Regions from separate parts of the Mus musculus genome. Here region 2 is linked to region 1. Evidence: chromatin loops called from intact Hi-C (ENCODE). Cell type or tissue: left cerebral cortex. All regions are shown on one strand.

The links. Peaks named below come from ENCODE experiments on the same cell type or tissue, not always from the same donor. Only the 100,000 strongest peaks of a DNase experiment are listed, where the experiment ranks them.
Region 2: it touches region 1 in a loop (2.3-fold over the local background); 4 of 42 quality-filtered maps call a loop at or near these places.

What each region holds. Positions count from the first base shown.
Region 1 is chr10:116,315,595-116,323,594 of GRCm38, reverse strand. It overlaps Ptprb (protein tyrosine phosphatase, receptor type, B), which reads right to left. Exons shown (of 32, transcript NM_029928.2): 5 at 5,966-6,229; 6 at 3,993-4,262; 7 at 910-1,170. Among named protein-coding and RNA genes, the nearest start is that of Ptprb, 18 kb to the right of the region's middle. In left cerebral cortex, CTCF peaks have their summits at 147 and 4,190 (motif pointing right); a DNase peak (open chromatin) is centred at 4,182.
Region 2 is chr10:116,094,309-116,102,308 of GRCm38, reverse strand. All of the region lies in intron 2 of Ptprr (protein tyrosine phosphatase, receptor type, R), which reads right to left. Among named protein-coding and RNA genes, the nearest start is that of Taf7l2, 16 kb to the left of the region's middle. In left cerebral cortex, no CTCF peak of the experiment used is centred here; a DNase peak (open chromatin) is centred at 3,646.

The DNA.
Region 1 (8,000 bases):
TGGAAGAAAAGTCAAAGAGCGCACAACTTCACAAAACCATAGTTTGGGGAGGCAGAATTCGCAAGGAGAAATGAAAGAGCTGGAGAGATGGCTCAGCAGTTCACAACACTTGCTGCTTTAGCAGGGGACCTGGGTTTATTTCCTAGCTTCCACATGGTGGCTCACAACTCATCACTCCAGTCCTGGGGACAGAACATTCTCTTCTGGACACCAGGGGCACCAGGCACACTCATACACGCACATACACAATCACTCATACGTATTTTAAAATGTTGAAGAAGGAAGGAAAGACAATACGGGCTATCCAGTGCTTATACATTGCTAATGCCCGTCTTGATGAGGACACAGCTTCTCACATCACTGAGAAACAGGCAGCAATTCTAAGGGCAGGGCTCAGCCTAGCACCCGTCTCCCTGCTGGCATTGGCACTCACAAGCTCCCTACCTCTCCCCGCTCCACCGCTGACTCTGATGTTAAATTATCAACTCTCCTTTCTAAAACCAATTTTCTCATTGCACTGTAGATCCCACATTCCTCACTGAACGACACTTCCCCGTCTCCTGATGATGTCACTATCCCCTTTTCCTCTAGAAATTACAATCATCATAAAATATCCTGCTTTTGTAATAATTTAAAACAATACTTTCTACCTCACTCCCTGTTCTCAATAGTGTCCCACCTCTTCATTCTCTTTTGCAGGTAGAACTTCATGTCAAAGTTACTCTCTAATATATTTCAATGAGTAAAATACACCTAAGCAAAAGAAGAAACTTAGCAAAATAGGAAATACAATAGAAAGGGTCATAATGTCCTGGAATGTACATGATAGGCTTGGCAGGCACTTAGTGGCTCTTTGCAAATTTCTGTGGATAGACCATTGTGAAAGGTAAAATTTGCGAATGCCATTACCTGTTCTTCCTTTGATTGAAGATGACTGTTTTAAATCTCCACTCATGCTAGTGACAGTAGCCTTGTAATTCCGTCCAGGCATCAGGTCTGTAAAAGTGAATTCTTTGGCATCTTTGGAGAGTGACTTGTGGATGACCAAGAGCTCTCTGTCCATCAACGAAATGATGTATTTCTCCCATTCGCCTAGAGGGGCCCGCCACGTGATGCCCAGTGAAGTTTCGTTAGCGTGTTTGACGCGAAGCTGGAGGACAGCCAGGGGTACTGAGAAAAAACCAGATGAGACTTGGGGTCGCTGGTTCAGTCACAACCGTTAGTAGTTTTGTTTGTTTGTTTGTTTGTTTGTTTGTTTTTTAGAGAACTTCTCTTTTTCCATCTGTTCAGGGCTCTACAGGAGTTAGATGTGATCTTAACTCTCCAGCCATGTCCCTAGCCCTGAGAGTTCCTCTCTTCTTGTGGATCATTGTCTTGAAAATAATTTCGAAAAAACTCCTGTGACCCACAAAACTAAAAAGAATAGACTATGCTTGAGTTTTTGAGTGGGGTGAGAAGTATTTATTGCTCTCAAATCTTAGAAAGACCAAATGCTCCCCCTTTACTTCTGAGGGGACCCTGCTGTGCCACAAAGGAGGGGCAACTGGAGATCAATAATTACAGTCCTAGAAAGGACAGCCCTTATCCTAAAGGAATCTCAATTTCTTCCTCTTCTTTAGAAGGCGTTATCATTATAATTTCTCAAAGACATTGTTAACAGCAAAATATTGACCCCCACAAAACAGTGGGAAGCCACATTATAAAAAGAGCCGGTTATATAAAATTAAATTTTGATTTGAGATTTTCTGTGGTTTCGTGGAAATGGATCACTGAATCTGTCATCAGTGTTAAAAAGGGGAAAAAAAAGATGATGATTTGTATCAATGTCTACCTCAAGCTACGTCATGCATCGCCTGCCAGTGTGGTTCTACAATGATCCCCAGGTGGCCTGTCGACATTGTTTGCTACTCTAATGACCCAGAAAATTTAAAAGAAAAATAAAACACAAATCAAGGCGTTCTAATTTTTTGCATTCACTCAAAGCACATCTGCAAAACCTCCTCGGCCATTAAAATGCCTGTTCTCCTGATGCCTGTTCTCCTGAAAACATTACCCAGAATCTGAAAGATGTCATTTTTAAAGAAGCCGTGTGAGCCCTCATAGCCTGTACAAGTACGTAGGGGCTGGGCACTGGGCTAGTGGCCACCAAAGAGTGTTGAGTTGCTTTCCTCAAGTTTTAAAATTCAGGCTGAGAGACAGTTAAGGGTTTTGCTGTAGACTCTTGGGCGAGCAAAGCACTTAAAATGCCCTGCTACATACGCGCAGGGCTGAGAGTCGTCTTTCTGACTCCTCCAGCAGTGTGGCTGTGAACCTTATCGGGAAGGAACAATTGTTTCAAAGCTAGAAGATGAAGTTGCACAAAAGAAACCGAAGGGGAAAAAATATATAATCTGAAAGCAAACTCAGCATGAAATAAATTAAAATCAAGGTTGGAGGCTGGGGGTGTGTGTCTTAGTTAGGTTTTTACTGCTGTGAATGGATACAGTGACTAAGGCAACTCCTATAAGGACAACATTGTAATAACTGGGGCTGGTTTGCAGGCTCAGAAGTTCAGTCCATTATCATCAAAGTGGGAACATGGCAGCATCTAGGCAGGCATAGTGTAGGAGGAGCTCAGAGTTCTATGTCTTCATCTGAAGGCTGCTAGCAGAATACTGGCAACCAAGAAGCTAGGATGAAGGTCTTCAAGTCCACCCCCACAAGGACACACCTACTCCAACAAGGCCACACCCCCAAATAGTGCCATTCCCTGGGCTAGGCATACTCAAACCATCACAGGGTGAACCTGGCTGTTCATTCAGCTTACATTTCCAGGTTGTTTTAAGGTGACTGGCAAAGCACTGGGGCACAAGGAAGACATGTGTACTGTGAGCCCTGAGAGTGCCTTGGCTTAAGCTGGCTAGAACTTTGACCATCATCCCCTTGACGTTAGTACTGGAGGATGAAAAGGTCACTGAGAGACACAGGTGGTGCCTTAAGGGGCTATCACAGCCCTCCTCTTTGGTATTCTCACAAGAACATTGAACCATCACGGCAGTCATTTCTTTATCAGGCAGGACTCAGGGAGATCGATTTCACTTTAATTATGGTCTGTTCTGCATCCCAACGGTCACTATAGAAACGCTGGAGGATAACTGTCATACTTGAAAGCTGAGACAACAGGTTCCGGTGTTTGTGATTTGCCAAAGAAATTGCAATATAATGGGGGCAGCAAAATGATCAGAATCCATGGATCCTAACCCACCCTTTCCTGTCATTCAAACAGGATGCTAATCGCCCTACCCGGTAAGAGAGATTCCCAAGTTAGTCAATATTAGGTCAAGGCAATGGTAACTCGGTTATCAGCACTCTTTGAAAGATTTGTCTTTATTCTCCAATTTTATCTTTTCTGTTGTTAGTAGCATTTACAATGTCTTTCCTTGGGGCTGGAGAGAGAGCTCGGTAGTTAAGAGTGCTTGCTGCTCTGGCATAGGACCTGGGTTCAGAGGCCAGCACTCAGGTTGAGCATCCCACAAGTGCCTGTAATGTCAGCTCTATGGGATCCTCTGCCCTCTGCTGGATTCTGGTGCTCATTATTGCCCCACCCTCCCATCCCCCTGCTGCAGCTGCCGCCACTTCCCTCAACACACAGTTTAAAACTTTTATATATAGGTTTTTTTTTGTTTTTTTTTTTGAGGCAGGGTTTCTCTGTGTAGCCCCGAAACTCACTCTGTAGACCAGGCTGCCCTCAAACTCAGACATTCACCTGCCTCTGCCTTCTTCGACTGGGATTAAAAAGCCGAGAGCCAGCATTACCTGGCATAAAGATAAATCTTCAAAATGTCTTTTCTTTCATGAAATGATAGCCATCAGGAGTTCAAAACTGACAAAGTTAAATGTTTGCAACTTTGTTAGCCTTATAATAGCTCACCTTTAGGGAGTACAGAAATAAAACATCCGTGGCTCTATGTAGCAGGCAATGAATTACGTTCTGCCAATCAGGTTTGATTTACCTGTCCTGCCTTGACAGCGCTCGGAATTCCGCAGATTTCCGCTCTCAACAATGACTTCTATCTCATACTGTCTTCCTGGTATGAGCTCCAAGCCATCCAAGGCATAGTGCGTTTCTTCCTTTCCCACTGTGGTGTTGAGCAAGACCAAGGATTCATTGAAGAGCACGATACGATAATGCTCCCAATCTCCAGCAGGGGGCGTCCAGTTCACTGTAAAGGACTTCATCCAAATCTCGTTGTAGGAAACCAGATTCCTCACTTTTTCTGGAACTAAACCAGGGGGCATGCGGAGAAGGTATTGAAAACAAAACAAAAACAAAAAATTAAGAATATTGGCTTGCTTTTTGTGGGAAGCGATATAGAGAACACAGTGTTTGCTATTGATCACATGTGTATTGCCTCCTGATTTCTGAGTAGGTGAGTTCTCTCCCTCTCCCTTCCCCCGCCCCCCCCCCCCATTTTGAAGACATGTGAAAATCATTCCAATAACGGGGGAAAGTTATGCAGTCTCTTGCCACGCTGTTCATAGCGTCGCGTTGCGACTGCTGTTTTCCACTGCTTGTTTGCCAGTCCTGGAGATCATTAATGACATCGTATCTCATGGTGGCGAGACTGACAAATGGGATAGCTTTTGAAAAGATATTGTATGTTGTAATCGTGAAACATCCTCATTTATTTTTTAATTCCAATGGGAAAGAACAAACTTCATGCGTATGGCTTTGGGCATGTTTTGAGTGCACACACTCAGAGTCTCTTCAAAAAAGGACCAAACAAAACCCAAGTGCTTCGCTTACATCTGAGTCTCTTCAAGTTCAGCCCCTTGATGCCTCCCTATGGCCACCGCCTCTCCTTCCCTTTCCCTTTCAGTGTGTTCAGCGGTCTGTCCTGTCAGCTGACCTCTCCTGAGCACTTGCACCTCTGAGCCTCTCCCACCATTCACTCTCACAGACATTTCTCCTTTCCCGGTCCATTTCCCAGGAAGTTCATTCCCCTGCAAGGCCATTGCCCCTAAGCTTCTACTGATCTTCTGGGAGAGAATATTGCTCTTGGTCCCTTTGGCCCATATAGGTCTTACTTGAGATCTCTAATGGCACTGAGACTGGACTCAAACCACCTCCTTTAGATTCAAGTTCCAGTACTTTCCTGGCCAGATTTAATTATTCCAGTTAATCTGCACAATGTCTATGTTAACCGCATAGCTCTTAGCTTACAGTTTTCTTGCAAGAAATACATGAAATAGGTTTAAAGTGTTTGTGCAGGGCCTAATACATGAAATTACCAATGCCATTGGCATTTTAAAAGGCATCTATTCTAGGTGTGTGTGTGTGTGTGATATCTTTGGTTAAAATGTAGCATCTATTAAGCAAAAGTCAGCAAATAATCCTTTATTGAACTACATAAATGACCCCTGAAAGATTTTATTTTTATTTTTAGAAATAAAAAAAAAGCCACCAAGTAGGCTGGCCCACAGGGTGTGCTTTGCAGAACCTTGCCTTAAAAGCAATAGCACACTGTAGCCACTTTCACAAGGCGCAAGGTTCATAATACAGCAATTTACTCAAATAAAGAAAGAGATAAATGTTCATTGACATAAGTGAATAAAACTACTTATGGGAAACACCATGAGATGCTAAGTTGGCCTTATTATAAGAATGAACCAGAAATGCTTTCTTCACTGGCATCGGTGATCGTGGATTTGTGATACTTAGGTCATGGGGCATGAGAGAGCAGAGAAGAGGGACAACCCGCAGATCACACAGGAATCCAAGCACATTGGCTTAAATGACGCAATATATGTAATTAAAGCCTCTGTCTTATTCTCTGTGTGGGCTCTATCCCAGGGGCATTCGTGGTCATAAAAACCCTGCTTCTCAGGTAGGAAAAGAAGTCAGTTTCTCCATTATTTTTCCCTATTCTGAGCCATATCTGAGAAGTGATTGAGGCAACCAGAGACTATCCCACAGCTAACTCACCTGTTCTCCCCGCTGCTGACTTCTCAGCAGAGAGCTCACCAGAGATGCAGCTGATGGTCACTTGGTAAAGCCGTCCAGGGACTAAGTCCTTAAATTGAGTTTCAGTAACAGGAGGTGCTAATGTTTTGGATTCTTTGATGGTCCCTTGGTGAGACAGGGTAATGCTGTAGGAATCTACATCCCCAGGGGGTTTCTGCCACTTCACATTTAGAGAGGTCAACCTCCCGTCATTTGTCACCTTCAGATTTGAGACTTCCATGGGAGCTAAGTAGTAAAGAACAGAAAAGACAATTGACTCTTCATTCCTTCCCTTAGTATGGCCTCGTTTTGACCTAAATTTTAATGTCTACAGAACGTAGTCTTCGATCAGGAGAAAATCATGTGAGAGACAAAATGTTACTGGAAATCTAAGAAAGACAGTGCCATCGCAAGAGACCTATCTTGTAGTCAGCAGCCTGGTGGCACTTGTGGGCTGCCCACAGAACACTGGGCAGTTCTCTCTCAGACTCGCTGTGCGTGCTTGCTTACTAACAAATAAAGCTTGGCTAGAAGATTGTCTGTGCTCCTTTACAGCTCTGGGATTCTTTAGACAGAATTTACAGTGAGGTTTGCCATCTACTTAATTTCTTTGTGTGCCTGCACGTTTATTTCTTTAAACAAATCTACCCTACATAGGTTGGTTAGTTGGTAGTTGTACACATTTATATGCTCAAATACTTTATAAAAGGTTATGCGTGTGTGTGTGTGTGTGTGTGTGTGTGTGAGTGTGTCACATATGTGCAAGTGTGCACACACAGATGGTAGAAGAGGACATTGGTAACAGAAGCTCAAGTTACAGACAAGTGTGAGTTGCCCAGTGACAGTGCTAGCAGCTAAACTCTGGAAGAGCAGTAAGCACTCTTAGCAGTTGAGCCATCTCTCCAAACCCATTGGAATACTTTGTATATTAAGTCATGATAAAGTTCAAGAGCTGTGTTACTCGTTCATCAAAGGGAAAGTCATGAGAAGAGATAGTTTGATGAATATTTTTCCTACCTCTTACACATGCTGTAACTATGCCTGAGGACATAATACAAATTAATACAGTTTCACTACAAGACAGTATATAGCATGGTGATTTTGCACAGGATTCTCAGAAGGGTAATTTGTTCTCTCTCTCTCTCTCTCTCTGCCTTTCTCTCTCTGTGTCTCTCTCTCTCTCTGTCTCTCTCTGAATATCTCTTTGTGTCTGTGTCTGCCTTTGTTTCTCTGTCTCTTTCTCTTCCTTCCTTCCTTCCTTCCTTCCTTCCTTCCTTCCTTCCTTCCTTCCTTCCTTTCTTTCTCTCTCTCTCTCTCTCTCTCTCTCTCTCTCTTTCTTTCTTTCTTTCTTTCTTTCTTTCTTTCGTCTCTGTCTCTCTCTTTCTCATCCAGGATGGCCGAGAACTTGCTACATAATCAAGTCTGTCCTCAAACTTGTGACCATCCTGCCTCAGCTTCTTCACAAACAGTTCTTAGGATATCTTGTGCATTTTTCTTAGGAACATCTACACATTTTTGAAGTGTGTCACAAAAGATATGGGCGTGCGTTCGTGGTCTCCAATAACTCTCTCCTCAACCTCCTATAGTTCCAGATACTCTCCCCACTAGAACAACTTCAAAGGCATTACAGCTTACTATAAAATTAGATAACTCACAATGAGACGCTCAACACATTATATAAATTAGGAGCATTTGAATGTAAGTTCCTCCAGGGCTCTGACATTGTTTATCTTGGTACTAACCTTGGCATCTACCTAACACTCAGGAAGAATTGGCTGGATGAATCAGCGAATGAACAGTTCTTTAATAAGTAGCACCAATTTTTTTTCTTTTTCAGTTTCGGTTAGGCTGAGCAACTGGGTCCCATGTCATGTTTTCATGGGTAGAGGGTTTTAGAAATGACTGTCATACAAGAACATGTCTCCATACAGCCCTAAGAAAAGCACTCCAAAACTCACTCCGGGTGCTCACAAAGATAGCAAATGCCTACTTAAGAGGGAGAGGAAGGGGGCTTGGG
Region 2 (8,000 bases), 220 kb after region 1:
ATTAAGGAGTAGGGGAGCTGGAGTTCAGGTCTACGCTCACTGCTCATATTCATATTTTCTTCCTAGGGGACAGCAAATCAGTATTCACCCACAGAGTCACAGATGATACAAAACCAAGCCCAAAACACACTCTGGGGCAGTGTCAGGCCCGAGGAAAGCTGATGTGGGAGATACACTTGTACCTGTGTGTGATGTATAGTTAGGGGAGGTTGTATTGCCTAGCCAATTCTTCTAAATTTCCAGTAGCTTACAAAATAAATACTGTCCACTCATGAGCACCATGTCCAAAGGGGTTCTGCTCACAGCAGTATCCAGGACCTAGTCTGAGGAAGACCTCCCTCTGAAATGCTCCTCTTAGACAGGAAAAATAGTATAATCAGCTCATAGTTTCTGCTTTAGAATGTCATCCCACAACCACAGTTTAGAGTCTAAAAGATACCACAAGTCTTGTCATCAGTATACATAGAAAGGCAAAGGATATCTGTGACCAGCATCGGTCTCCCCCAGATCTTCTCAGCATCTCCTGAACTGTAGGCCATGGACATCACCTCAGGGTCTGCCACTTGATGCCTTAAGTGCTGAGGCTGCCAGCACCGTGCTGCTGCCAGAGGATGCTCTCGGACAGGGATATAGTCTTTGCCAGAGAAAACATGGAGGTTGCCCATAAGGGTCCTTAGTTTGCACTGCACATTTAAATGACAGACTTGGAACAGTTCAAGGGAAGTATTTATGAGGTACTCACATCCAGACACTAGTCCAGACTCCATGAAGGTGGAGGACTTTTTTCATGTTGCTCACCATTGGATGGTATTGCTTATCAGAGACATATCTGATGCTGAGAGTAGATAATCTACTGCCAGTTACTTTAGAGACTTCTGCTAGCTCTTTAAATAATCACAGCGACCCACATGAAGAAGGTACCATTATCACCGCTACTTCATAGACAAAAAAGCTGAAGTAGAGAGGTTATATAACATCTTCGAGTTCATGGATGACTTCAGTGGCTAAAGACCTTTACCAAGGACCCCACACTTTAAACCTCATTGGGTTATAAGCAAAGACTATTGTGTGTATTAAGTGTGCCCTTTTATTTGTGAATTTGGTGGAAGGAGCAAGGTTAAAAGCATTTTATTGGCAATTCCTCAGAAGACATTGTTTTGCTATTGTGAACCCTATACTTTTAATTTAGTAATAGTCACAGTTAGTCATCAGCCAATGGTAAAGCAGGAAGCCAATTAAGCTCTTCAAAAACCTCATTTTGTTACTTTCAGAAAGCAAGGACCAGGGCAGCCAAGGCAAGTGCAAGGGGATTCGCTGAGCCTGCAGGTGGAGAAGGCATAATCACAGCTCATGGGTCCCAGTGTCTCTCAGCAGCTGTGAAGTGCCTGGCTTCCTTCAGTGTGAAGCGTTCTGCTTTGACAAACGCTGTAAAACAGAGCAGACTGTGAGCAGGTCACCATTTTCTCTTTGGCTGGTGCTCTGAAGCCCAGGAGGACAAAAGGCAAGATGTCCTGTTAGGCCTGCCATTTAGGATGCCTGCACGTTGGCACATGAAGCTTTCTCAGTTCCTAAGAGAGCCTTCCTCACTTCTAGACACTTTTATAGCCACTGACTCTCCTGCTGTGTATTGATCATACATAGCTTAGCCTTTCTTTTTTTAAAAAAATATTTTTAATAAGGTATTTTCTTTATTTACATTTCAAATGCTATCCTGAAAGTTCCCTATACCCTCCTCCCGCCCTGCTCCCCAACCCACCCACTCCTGCTTCCTGGCCTGGCATTCCCCTATACTGGGGCATATGATCTTTGCAAGTCCAAGGGCCTCTCCTCCCATTGATGGCAGACTAGTCCATCCTCTGCTAAGAGGATCAACAATATTAACTAACCAGTATCCCCTGCCCCCTAGACTTGTGTCTCTAGTTGCATATGTAGCTTAGCCTTTCTTAAAGTTGGGAAGTTTGCCAGTGTAGAGCTTGCTACTTAAACTGGGGCTGCTTTTTGGAGCACCCGAATTATGTTAAAGCCTGGGGCCGACTCTCCGCACTTACCGCTGTTCAGTTTTAACATACACATTCGGGAACAAATTCCCTTCCTGAACTTTAGATTCCTCCTCTAAGACTTAAAAGAAATGCAACCATATCCCACCAAATCTGCTCCTCTTAATAGCTGTTCCTGGGACAGTTCAGAATGGGGCAGGACGTCTTGTTCACTGACATATCATTAATCCAGGCTGTTGCAGCTCTCATACATGCTGGAGGTTCTGTGATTCATTGCCAGGGGATTTCCTTATGCTGCACTTCTGCATGGCAGAGGCCACAAATACAATAGTCAACAGTAATATGCAAGTGATGTTGGCAAATAGCGCTGGCCAGCTTTTGACTGCTGTGAAGTGGAAGGTCAAGGTTCTGTCTGAGGGTTTACTGCCCAAGAGCTGCAGCTGAGTGCTGCTGTGTGGAAATGCAGGTGTAAAGCTGTTAAGACCTAGGATTCCGGGGAGTTCTATACACTGAGGATCCCTCAGAATGTTCTCGCTGTGTTGAATATCCTGCAGGCCAGTTGATTGCAAGTCTGTAACTGTGCTGCGTAGGAATGTTGCAGATCAAGAACCAAAACTATCTTGGAGGCTTGTGACTTTCAGGTAAAGCCTCTTAAAAAGATGAGTTTAACATAGCAGCAGCAACTCGGAGAGCCACCAGAGAGCATCTAGTCTAGTGGGTCTCAACCTTCCTAATGCTATGACCCTTTAATACAGTTCCTCGTGTCGTGTGACTCCCAACCATAAATTACTTCATTGCTACTTTATAACTATAATTTTGCTAGTTATGAATCCTTATGTAAACATCTGTTGTGTTGTATATCTGATATGTGACTCCTGTAACAGGGGTCATTCGATCATTAAAGGGGTCTAGGCCCACAGGTTGAGACTGCTCATCTAGACTCAAAAGCAGTGAGTGCCCGCTTCATTATAACCTCCTAGCTGATGTCTCTGCTGGTGTGTTCAGTGCATGCATTGGTCTATAACCTCTACTCTATGGTAGAGTTCATGTAGACATTTCCACAGTGGTATAGACAATTCAGGGTAACCTGAAACTGGGGTGTAGGGACACAGTCTCTAATATTAGGCTCAGAATAAATGGCTTATTATTCCTCTTGGAGCAAGTTCTGTGCTCTGCACTGACAGTTCAAACTTCAGTTTTTTTAAAAAAAAGTACAATATTCAGATATAATTTTGAGGTGTTTTGGAGGAAAGAGATTGCCAGCAGAAGTAAGAATTCTTTGAAAGATACAAGTCACTGAATCTGACAGAGTGGAGTATGCACAAGGGGAACAGCAAGGAACGGGATTGGAAACTTCCCTGGGTTTGACCTGTATGCAGTGCAATGTCATTCAGGGATCCAAGCCAATATGGGAGAGTTAGGGTCCCATTGATATTTTAGTGGTAAGAAGGCGGGTCAAGAAAGAGAAAGTGGGTTGGGACAGGAGTGCTACCACCGTGTCCAGGACACACTAGGAGAGTGCAAGTGGAGAAGTAGGGGAGAGGTAAAGCATAGAGTAGGAAGACAGTAGACAGGATGGAGGGGTGGAGCCAGTGTGGTAGTGAGGAGGAGGAAGTGCTGCAGCTCTCCTCCAGGCTTTTAAGCTGGCAAAGTGTGTGGATTGTGACTCAGTTGTTGACTGACACTGGAAGGACTGGCGCAGGAGCAGGCGGGGTGGGCTGATGGTAAGGGAGAAGAAAGCTGGTAAGTTCCTTGTTCTGGTCCTTTTATGAACCATCCGGGTAGGCTGGAGACAACGTCTTGGGACCTATATGTGTAAAGATGATGCAGTCAAAAGCCGGGCATGGTGGTACACGCCTTTAATCCCAGCACTCGGGATGCAGAGGCAGGCAGATTTCTGAGTTCGAGGCCAGCCTTGGGGATAAGAAGCAGCCTAAGAACAGGCTCTGGAGATGGACTGTTTCCAGGGGAGAGAAGAGATGACCAGGGGACTGCTAAAAGGCATACGACTCTGCATTCTATCACTGCATACCCTGAAAGAGTTAAACGCCACCCCCAGCCCAGCATGGGTTAAGACAGTGCATCCCTCACCCATGCTGGGCACTGATTCAGATAGTTAAGCTGACAAGTGGCAGACTCACCTTCATGCAGCAGTCAATGACTCAATGAATCGACTGCTGCAAGAACTATGTGTGCATCTCTAATGAGGTTCCCTAGGTAGCATATACTCAACACAGTGAAGAACATTGGCGTTTCCTGGGCCTGCTTGTTACTTGCTATTCAATTTTTCATCCAAGAGCTGCTGTAGTTAGACATTTTCTCCAATTTGGAAAAGGACACACAATGATTTTGGCTTTGACTCCATCAGCAGGCTTTCTCAGAGAGTCAGGAAGTTATTGACGCCCAAGTCAGCAGGACACATTGGAGAGAACAGAGATCCAGCTTCCTGTCACTGATGCTGCCTTCTCTTAATACTGCGGTCTGAGGCACACTGTCTGTCACTATGGGACCAGAGTCCCTTGATTGGCTTTAGAATGTGATGACCATAGGCCATAAATATTTTTGAAACAGTTCTGAAGAGAAATCCACCCACAGTTTGCTTATGTAAACCTACGGGTAATTATTTTACCAATAAATCTTTGAGGAGGAAACCATGCTCTTACTTTTTATGTAATATTTCCCATACTATAGACTGAGTTGCCTTTCTAACTAGAAAACATTTTTCTGGTGTCTGTCTCTTATTGGAGGGAGTTGCTGCTCAGAGTAGCAGTACAGTCAAGGAGCATGCCTGGGACCCATTGCAGGGCTGCCTTGATGACAAGAGAATTGAGCTTCAATCAGAAATGGGTTTAATGTTATGCTTTTTCATTTCTTGATTTTCGTTGCGGGGACTGATTCTACAACCTGATGTAGGCTGGGCAAGAGGCCTGCTTCCACCCTCTTTCTCTTGTCCTTACTTGAAGGCAGAGTCCCACTCAGTGTCTCAGACAGGCCCTCCCACTGGAGTCTCCTGACTCTTTGGGATTATGGACTCGAAGTGCAGGACACGGTTGTATGTACCCTGCCTTGTTCCATCGTTTCCATGTAAGGAGGGCACTTTGGCTCTCCAAAATGGATTTGGTTGGCTATAAAAGTGTACGGTCCTTGCTCCCTGCTGCCTTTGAGAAGCACTTTCTATAGCTTGAAAGACCGAAGGGCAACTGGAGGTCAAAGAGTCAGGAAGGAGTTAAGAAAGTCTCCGGCTTCCGATCATATTTCACTTTCGGAATGATTTTTGTGATTAGAAGAGATTTGCATAAGGGGAAATTATAAATTGCCACTTAAGATGATAAGCTACTAGTTACTCATAATTAATATGTAGTCATTTATAATTAATGACACAGTGTAATTAATATGTAATCAATGCACAATGACTACTGTGTATTCATATATGGTGCGATGGTGTCAGTGTTCATGACTTCTCTTACTGTTTAGCTGATAACTGAAAGTGGCCAGGCAGAGCAAGAGGCTGCCCCAAATTCCTACTAAGTAGGGAGAAAGGAGGAAGTTGGGCATTCACTGTTAGACCGCTTGACCAGCTCCGCATGTACACCTTCACCACTGACTGGAAACTGAGTAGCTTTGTGAGCCTGCGTGAAACTCCGACGGCAGTTCTCTTGGAACCAATCAGAAACGCGTTCTAACGGTCGCACTACATGTTAGGAAAGCAAAAACCTTAGCTTTCATTTTCCTTACATTTCCTCCCACAAATAGCATAGCGAATGTGTAATTTAATTAAACCGATGTTTCTTCATAAATGTAAACGGGTCAAGCGAGCACAAGTAGTTTCCTTTTTATCTTCCTCTCTTTGGAACAATTATTTAATTAAATCAGCAGCCCCGTAAACCCAGCTAGCATTTTGTAAGGGGCATTCTGGTTAATGAAATCTTGTCTCTGTTTACAAAGTCCTCCCCAATGTCTATCCCCTTCCCTTCCCTTTCTGCTTTTACTCTCAAAGGGTTTTTTTGTTTGTTTGTTTGTTTGTTTTGTTTTTTTGGCACTTCATTGGTTGTGCTGTCCCAGCCTCTGCTGGATCACACTAAAATCAGTTTAGAATAAAGTTAAAAACACTAGTGTGGCCAGCAACACCCCATACAGCCCAGCCCTTCCCATTGTTGGGCTTCCTCTCTCAGCTCTTTTCATTTGCCTTTAATACCTTTAGTCCCTACTTTGAAAGCACACGCTTCTTGATGCTTCAGGACCTTAATATAGGATCGTTCTAAATTACTTTCTGTTGCTGCGATAAATGCAACGATCAGAACCAACCTGGGGAGGGACATATTTTCTTTCACATGCTACAATACATTATATAGAGAAGACAAAGCACGAACTAGAAGCAGAAACCATGGAGTGCTGCTAACTAGATTGCTCACGCTGTTTGCACCGCCACCTTTTTACACGTAGCCGAGGCTCACCTGCCTCATGACATACTGCCCACAGTAGGCTGGGCTCCTCTATAACAATGCCCCACAGACAGGTCCAACACACTAATCTGATGGCCACATTCCGTAGCTGAAGTTCCCTCTTCCCAGACTGTCAAAAATTGGTTGATAGCCAAGATGAGCCCTTACAATGCTGTCTTCCCAGCTTGAGATCTCTTCCATTTCCACTACCTGGCTAACTCTTATTTAGTTTTCAGATTCCAGGTTTTTGGTTACTTCATCAGGGGGATTTATCTTAATCTCTTAGCCCAGTTCATGCACTTATGGTGCACACATTTTCAGTGAGCCTGCTTATTTATTATTCTGACCTCAATCGTAGCATATATCTGGAGGTTTTGAATTGAGTAAATGGTGAATGTTTAACATGCATCTAGCAGATTACATACACATGATGCCTCTTGCATATTACCAATACACTATTCTCTAAAGAAATAAAGATCTATTTTAAAAATATTTGAAACTTCTAAGGCAAATAAGGCATGGAATTCTGAACACCAGTTTTGATGGGGTGGTGGTACCAGAACACAATTATAAAGAAGAGACTTAAATAGCAAGGGAGAACTGAGGGGAACGGTGGCTATAGATGGAGACCTGTTAGAAAATTAGGACACCGTGAGCCATATTGGATACTATAGATGGAACCCATTAGAAATACCATCTGCCATATTGAACACTCTGTTTGGTTTCAAATTTGTCTTCAAAGTTGACCACTCTCCCTATCTCCTGGATATGGTCTCTAGTCTATAAGGTGGAGATGCTGCACTGTATAAACTCTATCTCTCTGTTTCTTAGATTTTATGTTGCTAAAGCCACTTAGCTGCCTCCATCAGCACTAGACAGCTAGTTTGACAAGGAAAAAAGTTACCCCTATGTTGGCAGAAGAGTATAATGATTTCCCTGACACAAATTCAACTTTTTTTTTTTGTTATTTCAAGAGAAAGCTTTTGACTTTGTAATGTGTCTTGTCTTGATTATGGGGGCTGAATCTCATGTTTTGAGCATTCATCTATAAAACAAAAATGTCTGAGTGCCAGTGCGACTTTTTTTTTTTTAACACCATCAAAGATAGTAATCTATCAAGTGGGTATCCTGTGAGACCAACCCACATCACTACATTAGATTGACGTTTCTACAAGGGAGGGTGCATAACAATTAGCATGGTTTAAGTATAGCTACTTATCTCAAGCTTTATCTGTACTCAAAGAGGGAGTAACCCGGAAATATGAAACCAATGACATCACTCTTTGCTACTGATCACCGGTTGACACTACTTCAGAGCAGAAGAGAGAAACCTCGAGGCTATGCAAGAGTCCAGACTGCATGGCTGGGTAGGAAGATGGTCACTTAAGTGCAGAATATGCCAGAGGCAGAAAGCTAGAAACCAACTTGAGTAAATGTGGCATTACAGGGACACTGCATAGGTACACCCAGACACAAGAGAATACAAAGGCAAGGAACAGCTGGACGTAGAACAGAATCAGGCCGATGATAGCAAGCTTCAGAGGCAACACATATACAAAGG